2 separate regions of the Homo sapiens genome follow, and region 2 is linked to region 1. Evidence: chromatin loops called from intact Hi-C (ENCODE). Cell type or tissue: heart left ventricle. All regions are shown on one strand. Each heading gives the region's core, and the rest is flanking DNA. Links, peaks and the distances in the headings are about the cores only. Region 1 has its middle 250 kb from the start of SH3GL2. Region 2 has its middle 390 kb from the start of SH3GL2.

What was found. Peaks named below come from ENCODE experiments on the same cell type or tissue, not always from the same donor. Only the 100,000 strongest peaks of a DNase experiment are listed, where the experiment ranks them.
Region 2: it touches region 1 in a loop (2.5-fold over the local background); 3 of 110 quality-filtered maps call a loop at or near these places.

What each region holds. Positions count from the first base shown.
Region 1 is chr9:17,820,796-17,827,986 of GRCh38, forward strand. No RefSeq gene overlaps it. Among named protein-coding and RNA genes, the nearest start is that of SH3GL2, 250 kb to the left of the region's middle. In heart left ventricle, for the core only: a CTCF peak has its summit at 3,549; no DNase peak of the experiment used is centred there; H3K27ac peaks cover 2,081 bases.
Region 2 is chr9:17,961,536-17,968,726 of GRCh38, forward strand. It overlaps a transcript of ADAMTSL1 not described here. Among named protein-coding and RNA genes, the nearest start is that of SH3GL2, 390 kb to the left of the region's middle. In heart left ventricle, for the core only: no CTCF peak of the experiment used is centred there; no DNase peak of the experiment used is centred there.

The DNA of each region.
Region 1 (7,191 bases), core at 818-5,817:
TGAGGTCAGGAGTTCAAGACCAGCCTGGCCAACATAGTGAAACCCCATCTCTACCAAAAATATAAAAAATTAGCTGGGTGTGGTGGCACACACCTGTAATCCCAGCTACTTGGGAGGCTGAGGCAAGAGACTTGCTTGAACCTGAGAAGGGGAGGTTGCAGTGAGCCAAGATCATGCCACTGCACTCCAGCCTGGGTGACAGAGCAAGACTCTGTCTCAAAAAAAAAAAAATTTCATTTGGTTCTTATTTATAGCTTATATTTCTTTGCTGAAGCTTTCTCTTCCTTTGCAAAGATTTTTGATTTTTTCATTTATTTCAAGAGTATTCATATTTCTTCTTAAAGCATTTTTATGATTTCAGCTTTAAAATCCTCGTCAGATAACTTTAACATCTATGTCATCTTGATGTTGGCATCTGTTGAAAGAAAAACTTCAGCTGAATTAAATTTAAAGGAGTTTAATTCAGCAATGAATGATTTGTGAATCAGGCAGCCCCCAGAATCACAGCAGATTCAAAAAGAGTCCAGAGGTGCCTCGTGGTCAGAACAAATTTATAGACAAAAAAAGTAAAAAGACGTATAGAAATCAGAAGTGAGGTACAGAAACAGGTGGATTGGTTACAGTTTGGTATTTGCCTTATTTGAACATAGTTTGAACACTCAGCAGTGTATGAGTGGTTGAAGTATGGCTGTTGGGATTGGCCAAGAGTCAGCGATTGTTACAGGTGCATACTCCTAAGTTAGGTTTTCAATCTTGCCTTACCTATTAAGTTAGGTTGCAGTTCATCCACAAGGACTCAAATATAGAAGTATGGAGTCCTTCTCAGGCCATATTTAGTTTGCTTTAATACATTCATCTAATCATTGTCTTTTCTTGTTCAAGTTCAGATTTTCCTGATTCTTGGTATAACAAGTGATTTTCAGTTGAATCTTGAGTATTTTCAGTATTATATCATGAGATAGATACTGGATCTTACTTAAACAGTCTATTTTACTTATTAGTCTTCCTCTGACACTGCTCTAGTAGGACAAGGGAAGCATATCTTGTTGCTGACAGGTGGTGATGAAAGTCTAAGTTCCCCAGTTGGCCTTCATGGATACCCAGCAGCAGGTGGGTTCTGCCTCATTAGTACCAGACAGAAGTTTGAGTTCAGGATCCTTACAAAGCTTCTGCTTCATGAATATCAATGTGGAGTCATGTCATCCCTCATGTGTTGAGGTCCCCAGCCTGCCTGCCTTTTGCTGTTTGCTTCTTACATTTATTTTATACATAATGTCCAGGAATTTTAGCTATACTTAAAGAATAGGAAAAGGTGTGTTTACTCCATCTTTGCAAATGTGAAAAATCTTAGATAATATTTTGATCCCAATGCTAGTGAAAACATAATCTATCAGGATTTGTGAGATGCAGCTAAAGCAGTACTTAATGAGAAATGTATACTTCTAAAAGCTTAGAAAAGAAAAATGATCTACAATTGATTATCTAAACCTCCACCTTAGGAAGCTAGGAAAAGAGGAAAGGAGATAATACAGATAAGAGCACAATAAATGAACCAGAGAACAAAAGAATAGAAAAAAAGTCAATGAAACCAGCAGCTCATTCTTTGACAACATCAACAAAATTGGTAAAACATCAAGCTAGATTGATCAAGAAAAGGAGAAGATGTAAATTACAAAATCAGTCAGTTCTCATATACTCTGTTTTGAAATGTAAACCTTTCTAATGCAATCGATATACTTTGAGCATAGTATACTTTCACATATATTTATACACAGCTTTGTACACAACAAACGCTAGGTAAGTGCAGAAAACTATACCCAGCTGAACCAAGCCACGTAGGAATACACAAAGTGCACACATGTACACACCTCAGACATCTACCAGCTACCCCATTTCACTGCCTGTGTGGCGAGCCATGCCCAACCACATCTAGCGCTGGAAATTCCAGCCGACTTCAGATGACCCTCCCTTCCACCACTTCACAGTAACTCATAAGCTGCAACAATCCTGATGTCTAACTCCACAAACAAATTTCAGGTTTTTTTTTTTCCTTTTTTTTTTAAATCTTTTAAAAAAAATTTTATTATTATACTTTAAGTTTTAGGGTACATGTGCCCATTGTGCAGGTTAGTTACATATGTATACATGTGCCACGCTGGTGCGCTGCACCCACTAACTCGTCATCTAGCATTAGGTGTATCTCCCAATGCTATCCCTCCCCCATCCCCCCACCCCACAACAGTCCCCAGAGTGTGATGTTCCCCTTCCTGTGTCCATGTGATCTCATTGTTCAATTCCCACCTATGAGTGAGAATATGCGGTGTTTGGTTTTTTGTTCTTGCAATAGTTTACTGAAAATGATGATTTCCAATTTCATCCATGTCCCTACAAAGGACATGAACTCATCATTTTTTATGGCTGCATAGTATTCCATGGTGTATATGTGCCACATTTTCTTAATCCAGTCTATCATTGTTGGACATTTGGGTTGGTTCCAAGTCTTTGCTATTGTGAATAGTGCTGCAATAAACATACGTGTGCATGTGTCTTTATAGCAGCATGATTTATAGTCCTTTGGGTATTTTTCAAGGTAAAGAGCTGTATTTGTTGTAGTATTTATATATTTCTTAATCACTTCCCATATATAAAACTGTGCTATTTTTAATAGGTATCTATCTTTTTTTTTGTACACGTCACTGACAAAGTTTTTGAATATATGACCTCTAACCTAATTTTCCTCATGGGTCTTACGGTTCATAATGTGCAGTTTTCCATAGCACAGTGGTTTTCAGGAATGCATAGGTGGCATTATAGCAGAACTGACTGCACTTTGCCAGGTGGTGAAATTTAGTTTCCCAACCAGACATCGTATGCCTCTTGATATGTTGTAATGTGAACTATACAGCATCACCTATGAAGAGTGATTACCAAAAATCTTAACCTGAATCTAACCACGCCTTTAGATGTAATCTTCAAGGTAAAGAAAAACAGTGGAGAGAGATAAGTTAGATGACACCAAGAGGAAATTATTAGATAAATGCAAAATGCTGTATAGTTAGCTAGACCACTGGCTTGCTCTGATTAAATCCTATTCTGAAGAAACCAACTATAAAACACATTTTTTATATGACTAGGACAATGGATTAGACACCAGGATGTTACATGATATGGAATTTTTGTTAACTTTAAGGGTAATAATGTTACTGATGTTGTCACAAAATGTCCTTATTTTTTGGAAATTAAAGTATATATATATATATATGGCATTTTATAATGCTGTACACACAAACACATGCATGTATATGCAAATACAACACACAAGAATATATTAAACCAAATATGGAAATACATATGAAAATGTAAGAAAGTAAATATGCAAAATGCTATGGGTATTCATTGTACTGATATTTTTACTTTTTGTGTGTTTGACATTTTTATATTTTGATATTTTCATAATTTAAAAAATTGACATGTTAGAGGAATTAAAATATTTTTACCTCCTCTTTTTTAGAGAAACTTCATGACCTTAGGGGGCCCCCTAGGTCTATCCAGCTTGCACCACTCTCTCGTTGCTGTTGTGTTTTCAGTTATAAAAAGCACTCTTAGCTCCAACAGCCTGTGCCCATCTTTGGGATTCCTTGCATTCCTCTAGGATATAAGACTTCCATTGTATTCCCTTATCTGGCCCCACAAGGGAAGTTGAGCACAAATATTTCTAACTTGAATTTTTTTTCTTTGAGTAAAGGAACAATCAGATTATAGAAAAATCTGAAAAAGTAAATGGAGTTGTGCTTAGTAGTCACTGAGAGAACAGATGGTATTCTAGAGGTTTGGGACTTGGGGAAAGAGTGTCAAAGATGTTAGCATGGATGAACAGCCCAGGGAGAAGGCAAAGCCCAAAGAATGATTTTCTAAAATGTGTGTGCCCAGGTCCTGCTTTCATGCCAGATTGGGCACAGTCTCTCTCTCCCAACTCCTTGACAGCTTGTAGCTGCTGAATCTGAGCCAAGACTAAAGGAAATAGATAACTGAGCATTCCAGAAACAGGGGGACAGCTCGTGTGCACACTGTTGTGGTGATAGCAGAGAAATCTCAGAGATGAAGGGTGGGGGAGAGAGGGATCCAGGAGAAGAGTTAGGGGCATTTAGGAGTGATTATAGGACTTTTTTGCATTTTTTTCTCCTTGAATTTTTCACTGGAGGAGGTGATTAACTGTTGTGCATCCAGAAATAGTTTAAGCTAAACATAGCAAAGCTGGCAGGGTTTGGGATAAAATAGAACTTGGGTGTAGGAATGTTGCCTCTTGGCTGTAGTCCTTCCCTTGAGTAAAGCAATGTCAATGTCATGAACTCAAACCAAGGTCAACCTTGAGAATCAAGTGCAAGATCTCATCTCTTTCCTTCAGGAGGAAAAGTTTGTTCTCATGGGGATGCAACCTATCTAAAGTCAGAGGAGTCTTTTAAAAAATACCTTTCAACTTTTTAGAGATGAAAGAGACTATTTTTAAGAAGATTCCATTCAAATTCTTGATTTTATGTATGAGGACTATAGAAGTGAGTTATCTGAGCTCACAGAGCTAGTTGATGGTAGAGGTAAGACTCTCAGTTCAGCGCTCTTCCCAATATAGCATGTGGTTTCTCAAAATTGAAACCTTGTAAAATGTTGGTTAGATTCTTGGGGGCAGGGACAGAAGACCAAAGCTGGAGAGGAGACACAGTCAGCAAAATAATCAAGACCTTTAGTTAGAGGCAGGTATTGGGCTGTCTGCCCTCTGGGTAGTATGATCTCAAGGGATGCTCAGAGATGATTCCAGTGTACATCTGGGCTTTGAATGTGTGGGTGCCTGTTTGGATGGAGGTGGAAAGCCAGTATTTCCTGGCTGTAGGCATTATGAAATTAGGCCAGGAAACATAAGGAAAATAGGAAATCTGGCTGGGCAGTCACCACTCTGGACCTACAGTGGGTACAAGAAAAGAAATCTCTTCCTACCCCCAGCCTTACCCCATCCACCCTGTAAGGGATTCCATGTGACTTTTTCTCTTCCTTCTTCTTCTTCTTCTTTTTTTTTGCTTTTAGTAGAAACTCCCTGGAATTTTGTATTTAATTATTTTAAAATTTAAAAAATATTAAAAACCTTTTATTTTAAAATAATTTCAGGCTTTCAGAAAGGTTGGAAAAATATTTGGAAGAATTCCCATATGTTTTTAACCCAGATTCCAACATGTTAACATTTTACAGAGATGATTTTTCATTCTCTTTCTCTGAATCATTTGAAAGTGCTCTGAAGATATAATGCTTCTTTATGCCTAAATTATTCTGTGTGTGTTTCTTGAAACAAGGGCGTTCTTTTATATAACTATAACACAATTATCAAAACCAGGAAATTAACATTCATACAGCTATTATTCAATCTACAGACCCATTCAAATTTCACCAGTTGTCATACTAATATGCCTTATAGCAAAAGAAAAATATATTTTTCTGGGTAGGATCCAATCTAGGATCATATGATGCATTTAGTTGTCATGTGTCTTCAGTCTCCCATAAGTTCCTCAGTCTTTTTCATGACCTAGACATTTTTGAAGATTATTGGCCAGTGAATTTGTCGCATGTCTCTCATTTTGGGTTTGTCCAATGCTTGCTGTATTAGTCAGAGTTCTCTTAGAGGGACAGAACTAATATTATATATTATATATATTGTATATATATAGAGGAGTTTATTAAGTATTAACTTACACAATCACAAGGTCCTACAGTAGGCTGCCTGCAAGCTGAGGAGGAAGGAAGCTAGCCCAAGTCCCAAAACTGAAGAACTTGGAGTCTGATATTTGAGGGCAGGAAGCATCAAGCCCAGGAGAAAGATGTAGGCTGGGAGGCTAGGCCCGTCTCTCCTTTTCATGTTTTTCTGCCTGCTTTATATTCGCTGGCAGCTGATTAGATGGTGCCCACCAAATTAAGGGTGGATCTGCCTTCCCCAGCCCACTGACTCAAATGTTAGTCTCTTTTGGCAGCACCCACACAGACACACCCAGGATTAATACCTTGTGTCCCTTAATTCAATCAAGTTGACACTCAGTAGTAACCATCACACTTGCCCATGATTGGTTCGGGTTATGCCCTTTTGGAATCAATACCACAGAAATAATGATGTTTTTCTCAGTGCATCATCACAGAAGGCAAATGTTATCTACTGACAATTATACGTTATGTCAACTTTGAACACTTTGTTAACGTATGGTCAGTGAGATTTCTACACTGTAAAGTTACTATTTTTTTTTCATTTGTAATTAATAAGAGTCTGGTGGGGAGATACATCCAGACAATCTAAAAATTCTGCTTCTTATCACTTAGTTTTAGCATCAGTTGGTGATTGTTGCCTAAAACGGTTATTTGTTTACATAACTACAGCACAATTATCCAAACTAGGAAATTAACATTTGTACAGCTATTATCCAATCTACATATCTATTCAAATTTTACCAATTGTCATGCTGATATGCCTTATAGCAAAAGAAATACATAGTTTTCTGCGTAGGATCCAAACAGTTTTTGTCAAATGGTGATTCTTTTCTTATTCCATCATTCCTGCATTCATTTACATCATTTCTTCTGTATCTATTATTAATAGTTGTCATCCTACTGCAAGGAACAGATTTCTGTTATTTCTCATTTACATATTTGCATAACTATAGACCCATGGATTTTTAATGTATTCCATGAGCTATAATCTGTACTATTGATATTTACTTTGGAGCCAAATTGTCCCAGGTTGAGTTCCTTCAAATGGCCCCTTATGCTTCCGACAAGTCCTTGCCTTCTTTGAGCACATCTTTGCCTTCCGCGTAGCAAGATGTTCCACGCTTATCTTGTACTTTTCCAGGTACACTTCTGGAATCAGCCAGTTCTTAAAGAACGCTAATTCCTTTTAGGGGAAAATGGTATTTAGAAACTAAGATCTGGGTGTTAGTTTTGCTTATTTGTACTGGAATATTCCAAATGACACTTTTTTTTTTGAGACAGGGTCTTGCTCTCTCACCCAGGCTGGAGTGCAGTGGCATGAACATGGCTCAGCTGTAGCCTCAACCTCCTGGACTCAAACAATCCTCTTGCCTCAGCCTCCCAAATAGCTCGTACTATAGACATGTGCCACCACACCTGGCTATTTTTTTTTTTTTGTATTTGTTGTAGAGA
Region 2 (7,191 bases), core at 861-5,860, 140 kb after region 1:
CCACCACACCAGGCCTATTTTTAAGAGAGATGATGAAAGGTGGTGGTGAGGTACACTTGCCATTTGACTGTTGGCTGTGTGTTCCAAAAGTTTTTAAATGATTATATTCAGTTTGCTGATTTGATTTCAGCTCCAGATTCATTTTTATGTGGAGCAGGCTTTGCTGCTGTGTGAAGCATCAGGGGTGAAAATGAGCCCACTCTGGGGACTCCCTCTCTATTTGCCTGTGGCCCTTTAATTTGAAGGCCTTTCCCATTTCTGCCCCATCTAAGGGAGTTGCAGGGGAGAGCAGCATGGTGTGGTCACCACAGCTCTAGCACCTCCTGAGAACCCCAAGAATCAGGGTTCCTTTTCAGAACTCCCTGGAGCCATAAGCTTAGACTAAAGTAGAATTCTCATCTCATCCAAAAACATAGTAGCATTCACTCTTATACAGAGCTTTGTGGTGTAGAGACACATTGACTTGCAGCAGGAAGATTTGATTATCTTTACTATCGAGATGAGAAAAAGAAAAAAGAGTTGCTTAGAGGTTGAACAACATAGCTAGAGGTTGAGGGTCAGAGCTGGAGATTGGACTCACATGTCCTAATTCCAGTTCCACTTTATGAGACTACGTCTTGACCTTCCCTCGGCTGACCAGGGTGAAACCAGAACCCAGGCTTACCAGCCTTAGTTTAAACCTACCTGAAGGGCTATAATGAGACCACACTCTAAAACTGGGAGGGCAAGGAAGCCCTGCCCCAGAAATGTACCACTGACTATGAATTGACTTCCCTGTGAATATCACAGGATACCTTTTGAACACTTTCCTGTCAGTTGTTTTACATTTTTTATCTCCGGTTTTGTGCACAGTATCAAGCGTTATTATGTGTCTATGAAAATAAGCCCTAGTTAGAGTGGATTTTCTGGCATTTTTCATCTCTCAGTACTGTGCTTTACCTTACACAACCAATGTTAGAGCAAAAATCCAGGGCCTGCTATCTATGTGTAAAGAAAACTTCTCATTGAGAATGTTATCTGAATCATTCATGGTTGTGATTGTGTCACTGCAGAAAAGTGTGAGATCCTGGAACCAGTGTGCTTCAAGTTCAGAACTAGCAAGTTCTAGATCTGTTTATAAGCTTCTTTGTGGAAATTCATTGGACCAATTACATTATTTCCCCCATATGATATCTTTAAACTTATGATTTCTGATACAGTTGTATATGTTTTAAAATTTCAGGTATGCTTTCATCTGTTTTCCTGAATATGTTCAACTTCTTTTCCTTTGAGGACAACTTTGCACAGCGTGCAGTTATTTCATGGGTTGAACAGTGACATCACACTCAAAGTACATGGCCTTGTTGCCAAGTTTCCTGGTGAAGTAATTGTCGGTTGGTATTCAGGGAGCCACATCAGTTGAAACTATTTCTCATGATGTCACCCTGTGTCAGGGCTTGGGGCCAGGAGATAGGATTCCCTGTGACCTTCGGGGCACTAAAACTTGCATTTAGCTACCTTTTGGCAAAATGCCCTTGAGATAAGTAAATGAGATTTAGAGGTTCATTTGAACAATTCCATTAAAGTCCTTTTTTATTTTTAGTTTGTGTGAAGTGGCCCAATTATATCTAGCTCCCTTTCTGAGGCTGAAGTTTCTTTCATTTTATTATGAAAAATTTCAAACATACAGAAGTGTCAAAATAATTTGAAATCTTAGCTATCCCTGAATAAATTCTATAGTTAATGTTTTGCTATGTTTGCTTTATCATATATTTATTCGCCTATTTATCCCTTTATATGGTTGGAGTTTTTAAACATAGATACTAAAGAAGGCTAGATATTAGACTGTGGACATTTTGAGGGGAAAGTTAGAGCACAGCTAGTAGTCATTCAGGATGACATTTTATTAGAGAAAGAGCTATTTAAAGAAAACAATTGTTAAAGTAATAAAATTTGGCAGCAGGATTGTTCAAATTGAGATTAAAGGTGAAACAGTATTCCGTATGAAAAACAGTAGGGAATCAAGAGAAATCAATGAGTTTTTGGGAAGTTTTAGACTCTGACATCTGCATGTTGTTGATTCTAAAAGGATAGACATTCAATTCTGGAAGCCTGAGTTCTAGCAGCTTCCCGTTTTTTAATACGGTTCACTTCATTATGTAACATCAAGTAGTGCAGATTGAGATTCAAATTGGAGGACACTAAAACTGTAATGGGCCTTTGTCCCTCTAGCCTAACAGAAATTTTTGTTAATAGATCCCTTCATTTTTTGTTTTTGTTGAAAGATTCCCAGGAAGAAAAGAATTCTAACCCCATCTCCTCATTTTACTACTTAAGAGCCAAATTTTTTAAAAACGGAATCCTCAGTGACAGCTGGAATCGTCCTGCTGGCTCTCACTTTCCAATTCTCCTCAATTATATTTAGCTGTGCCTTTAACATGCTCATAGATTTATGTCTCTCAAATTATTATTTTTTTATTTAGTGCAATATATGGCACCAATTAGACAAAGTTTTACAAGGCATGGTAAACCAAAAAGGAAAAACAAAATTGTGAAAACCATGTTTCCTTGACCACCTGCTGTTTGAAGATTGATCAAAAAGTTTACAAACTTAGTTATTAGTAACACACTATACATAGAAAAATAAATCCTTCTGGGTAGTAAAAATATTTCCTTGGTCACTTGATGGAACACCATGTGCTCTGTGTGGCGTTAGTAAAAAGTGACTGCTGCCTTGCTCATAAGCTATGTCATTCCTGTGTCGTCCTTTCCTCTTTGGTTGCTGATGACTTTAAAACTCTTTATTTACTGAAACTATATATTCTCCAACCCCTACAAACAATATTCTACACTGTAGGATTCTATTTATGTAACATTCTTGAAGTGACAAAATTATAGCGATGAAAACAAATTAGTGGTAGCCAGGGGTTAGGGAGAAGGGAACAGTCAGGAGGGGGCAACGCAAGGAATCCCTGCGTGGTGACAAAACTCTTCTGTGTCTCGACAGTAGTGGCGAATACATGAACATACTCACATAACAAAACTGTGTTTAACTAAATATACACATAGGTACACACAAATGAGTGTCAGTAAAACTGTGGAAATCTGAATAAGATAGGTGGATGATATCAATGTTAATATCTTTGTTATGCTCTTGTACTGTAGTGGTAGAAGATGTTACCATTAAGGTAAACTGGGGAAAGGGCACATGGGATTTCTCTGTGTTGCTTCTTATAACTACATGTGAATCCACAGTGATCTAAACATTAAAGAAGTTTTATTTCGTGGCTTTCTTTTGGGGAAAATTATCTTGTTTAAAAACAACATTTAAGCATTTACTTCATCTGGATTTCTTTTCTTTTCTTTTCTTTTTTGAGACAGAGTCTTGCTCTGTCGCCCAGGCTAGAGTGCAGTGGCGTGATCTTGGCTCACTGCAACCTCTGTTTCAGGCTGGTCTCAAGCTCCTGGCCTCTAGTGTTCCACCTGCCACAGCCTCTTAAAGTGCTGGGATTACAGGTGTGAGCCACTGCACTCAGCTAGATTTATTTTCTATTTAGTATTTTTACAATAACAATAACATATAATGGACAACCTGGAAATTAAATAGAATGAAGATAGAGTAAAACTTAATTTTCTGCAGGCTTGTAATTTATATTTCTTTTCTATCTATTTTCTGGCATATATTTCAATAGAAGAGTTTCAATTTTTTTCCTATGAACATTTAAAGGGAGAAAATAGTTTTATACCAGAATAAAAGCAAAACAACTTATTTTTACAAAAGAAGAAGAAATATGATACAACCCAAATTTAGCACATTTTGTACTTTGTACCTCTAGAGAATATACTTACATTAAATACTGATGAATTATTATAGACCATCAAGGCAGGCATATTGATTTCATTCATTAAATACTGAATTTCTGGCATTGTGGAATAAAAAGTATTCCATCTATGTTAATTACTAACTGATGTGCTATATTTAGGCTGATCTTTTAAAAAATTTAAAGCAATCACATCGCTTATTATTTTAACTTTATTCATTAGAGACAAACCAAACCAACCAAGTCCTGGTAAAGATTTCTGTGGTATCCTTAAAGAAAGTTCCATCATACATGATAAATTGGGATATTCAGAGTTTTGACAATTCCTATGACTAAAAGGAGATTATTTTCAGACTTTCAATTCAATTGGGCTTGAATAATTGATTCTGTGAGCTGGAGGCCCCAAGGGCATGTAAGTACCCATCCAAGTAAGTGTGGTTGACTGTTTCTCCAGGTTATGAGGATGCTAGATTGCTTTGGTCTGCTCAGAACTCTCAGATATCCCAGTCCTCTGGGCGATGGGATTCTACATCCCAGAAGTAAAGCCAGGCAGCTTTTTTGCTGATGATGGCACATCTACTAGCCAGGAACTATGGCCTGTTCCAATCACTTGGGTCTTCTCTACTTTGTTCTTCTCCTGCCAAATTTTGAACTAGTGAAATAAAGCAAACAAGCAAACGAATCTCCTGTTTCTGAGTACCAGTGCAGTGGAATAAAAGTTGTTTGTCACATTGTTGCAAATATGGTCCACATATTTTAGAAATGTTGAGGCCCACCAGGAGCTTCTTGGATAGATCCAGATTAAGAGAGGTCTGGGAAACCTTCTGAATACTCATCAATGAATACCTGAAGGCACAGTTCTTGCTTTAAGGAAACAAGCCCATAGGAAACACAGAGAAGAAATAAGTAAGTATAGTAAGTGCTATGTCAGAGTGTTAGTATAGAAAAGGTTTACTTGCTCATTTACTTTTTTTAACTTTTTACTGTAAAATAAAACAAGTACAAAAACCACAGAAATCAAATATATGACTTAATGAAGTTGAAGGTGAACACCACCCAAGCGAAGAAACAGGACTTTGCTACGCACTCAGAAGCCTCTTCATGTGCCGCATTCCGATCACAGACCCTCCCTTCTGCAATAAGTACCACCATTCTGCCCTTTATAGTAACTTTTTTTACTTCTTTGTATTTTTCTTTTTGTAGTTTTATCAACAAAATGTGATTGAGCAGAATGTGCATCCAGTGATAATATAGTTTAGTCTTGCCCTTTAAAAACATGTCTAGTTTTCTTTTTGTCTGTAGATTTCCCCTTCATCTCTTTATTTCCTTACAATTATCTGTGAAAAAATAAAGGCCGATTGGCCTTAATATTTATATCTCTTCATTCACTGAGTGCTACAAATGGTGATAGTCTAATTCTAGCATTTCTTTTTCTTTTATTATTATTTGGATTACTTTTTAAGGATTTCCCTCCCCAATCCTGTTGTTTGATTACCTAATAGTACAGTTCATGTAAGAAAAAAAGAAAAAGGGTGTAATATTTTCTTTTATTTAGTAGTTACCAAGATAATGAATTGATTTTCCAACATCTTTGAAAGTGGCCATTATTTATAAATGTTATTATTAACTCACGGATTTAAAGGCATTTGGGTTACAGTCCATTGTAATTTTTATTATTATTGAAATTCAGGTTGACTGAAATCAGATACTTTTCTAAAAGTTGTAATATCCTTAAGTGAGAATACTATTTCAGAACCTATATAATATGGGCACTAAAGGTAGCATTATTGCTGCCAGTTTGATCATTGTCTCTAGGGCATGTCCGGATGTAGGTAGGAAATAAACAAATACCCGTACACATTCATTCTTAGAGTTGGAATGTCTAAGAATTCCTGGTATATTCCATTTTAAGGCTCCTGCTACTTTCTGGAAAATTTATTTTCTGGCAACTTATAGTAATTTGTACTCCTGCCACATTATTTATTATTTTATAGATAACTAGTTTCAATCTTTTGCCAATTCAATTTGCCATGATTACTATTCTTATGTTCTTTAGATTCATCTCTAAATTGACTTTTTGTATCTGTGATTCTGTAAAGATGGGTAACTATAGTAATACCAGCTAACATTCATTGAGCAGCTACTGTGAGTCAAGCACTTTTCCTAGCACTTTACACACAACTCTCAAAGCAGTTGTGTAAAATACCATTACACCAACCATATAGATGACAAAAAAGAGGCTTAGGAAGATTAAATATTTCCAATATAGATCATACAGCCATAGTTAGTCTTTTAGTTTTTTTGTCATCCTACTTTATCTGATTTAGTTTGCTTCTTATATCTCAGCTTTTTCTTCCTTTATAGATTTCTATTTCTGATTCATAGAGGTCTTTTGTGTCCTATTGAGGATGGTAACTGCTTTTCTGAAATATTCTTTTGGTTCTTATAGTAAATAATTTTAACATGTATATACTTTCTCCATTTTCTCAAAATTTCTAGTTTTCCTCCTTTTGTCCAAGGTCTTCTTCTGTTTATTCACACTGGGATCATGAAAAGTCTATTCGGACTTTGTATTTGCCAATAGACAGGGTGTGTAACTTGCTCTTGGCCTTGCTCACTGACCACTTGTGAACTGTTCCATCTCATTCTCTGTTATACAACCAGAGAGCACGTTGCTATGCACAGCTGTTACTCCAATCTTGGGTGAACAGGCATTTGTCTAATGTAGCTTTAGTTGTTCGAGGAAGAATCTTCACTTACTCTCTTCCTGGGTCTCTGAAATGGAACCTATGGATTACATTGAAGACTGAAGACCTTAGTGTGTACTGCTACCAAGGTTTTCAGGTTCATGATCTCTTTATCCTCCTCCATCTCATGATGCAATACGTATTTATTCTATACCTCCAGGAAGGCATTGTGCCACTAGCAGTTCCCACCCTTCTTCAGGTATGGATGCATTTGTGTGTGTATGTTTTCTTCCTAAGTGTTACAATTTCTAAATACATGTCAGAAGAGAAGAACTGAGGGAATAGTATGAGAACAGTGTGCTGGCTATTTCATATTGCTTACTCATGCTATAGAGAAGTGATTTCCCAATTATCTGGTTAGTTCAGATGCTGTCTCCTTGGCAAAGGTGAGGCAGATGAAATTATAACCCCACTATTCCTTCAGATTGATGAGTGTGCATTGTTTCATCTGGTAAAGCAGACACTGGCTTCTGTGTTTGATTCTTAGGTTGGCACCATTGGCATTGTAGTTAGGAGGATGTTCTCCCACACAAACAATGTGGTATCCTCGTTGATTGGTGCTAGTTTGATTTCATCTGTTTCCAGGTCTTACAGAATTTAGTGTAATGTTGGGACAGGCTGTGTCATGCACTGGCTGGCCCCAT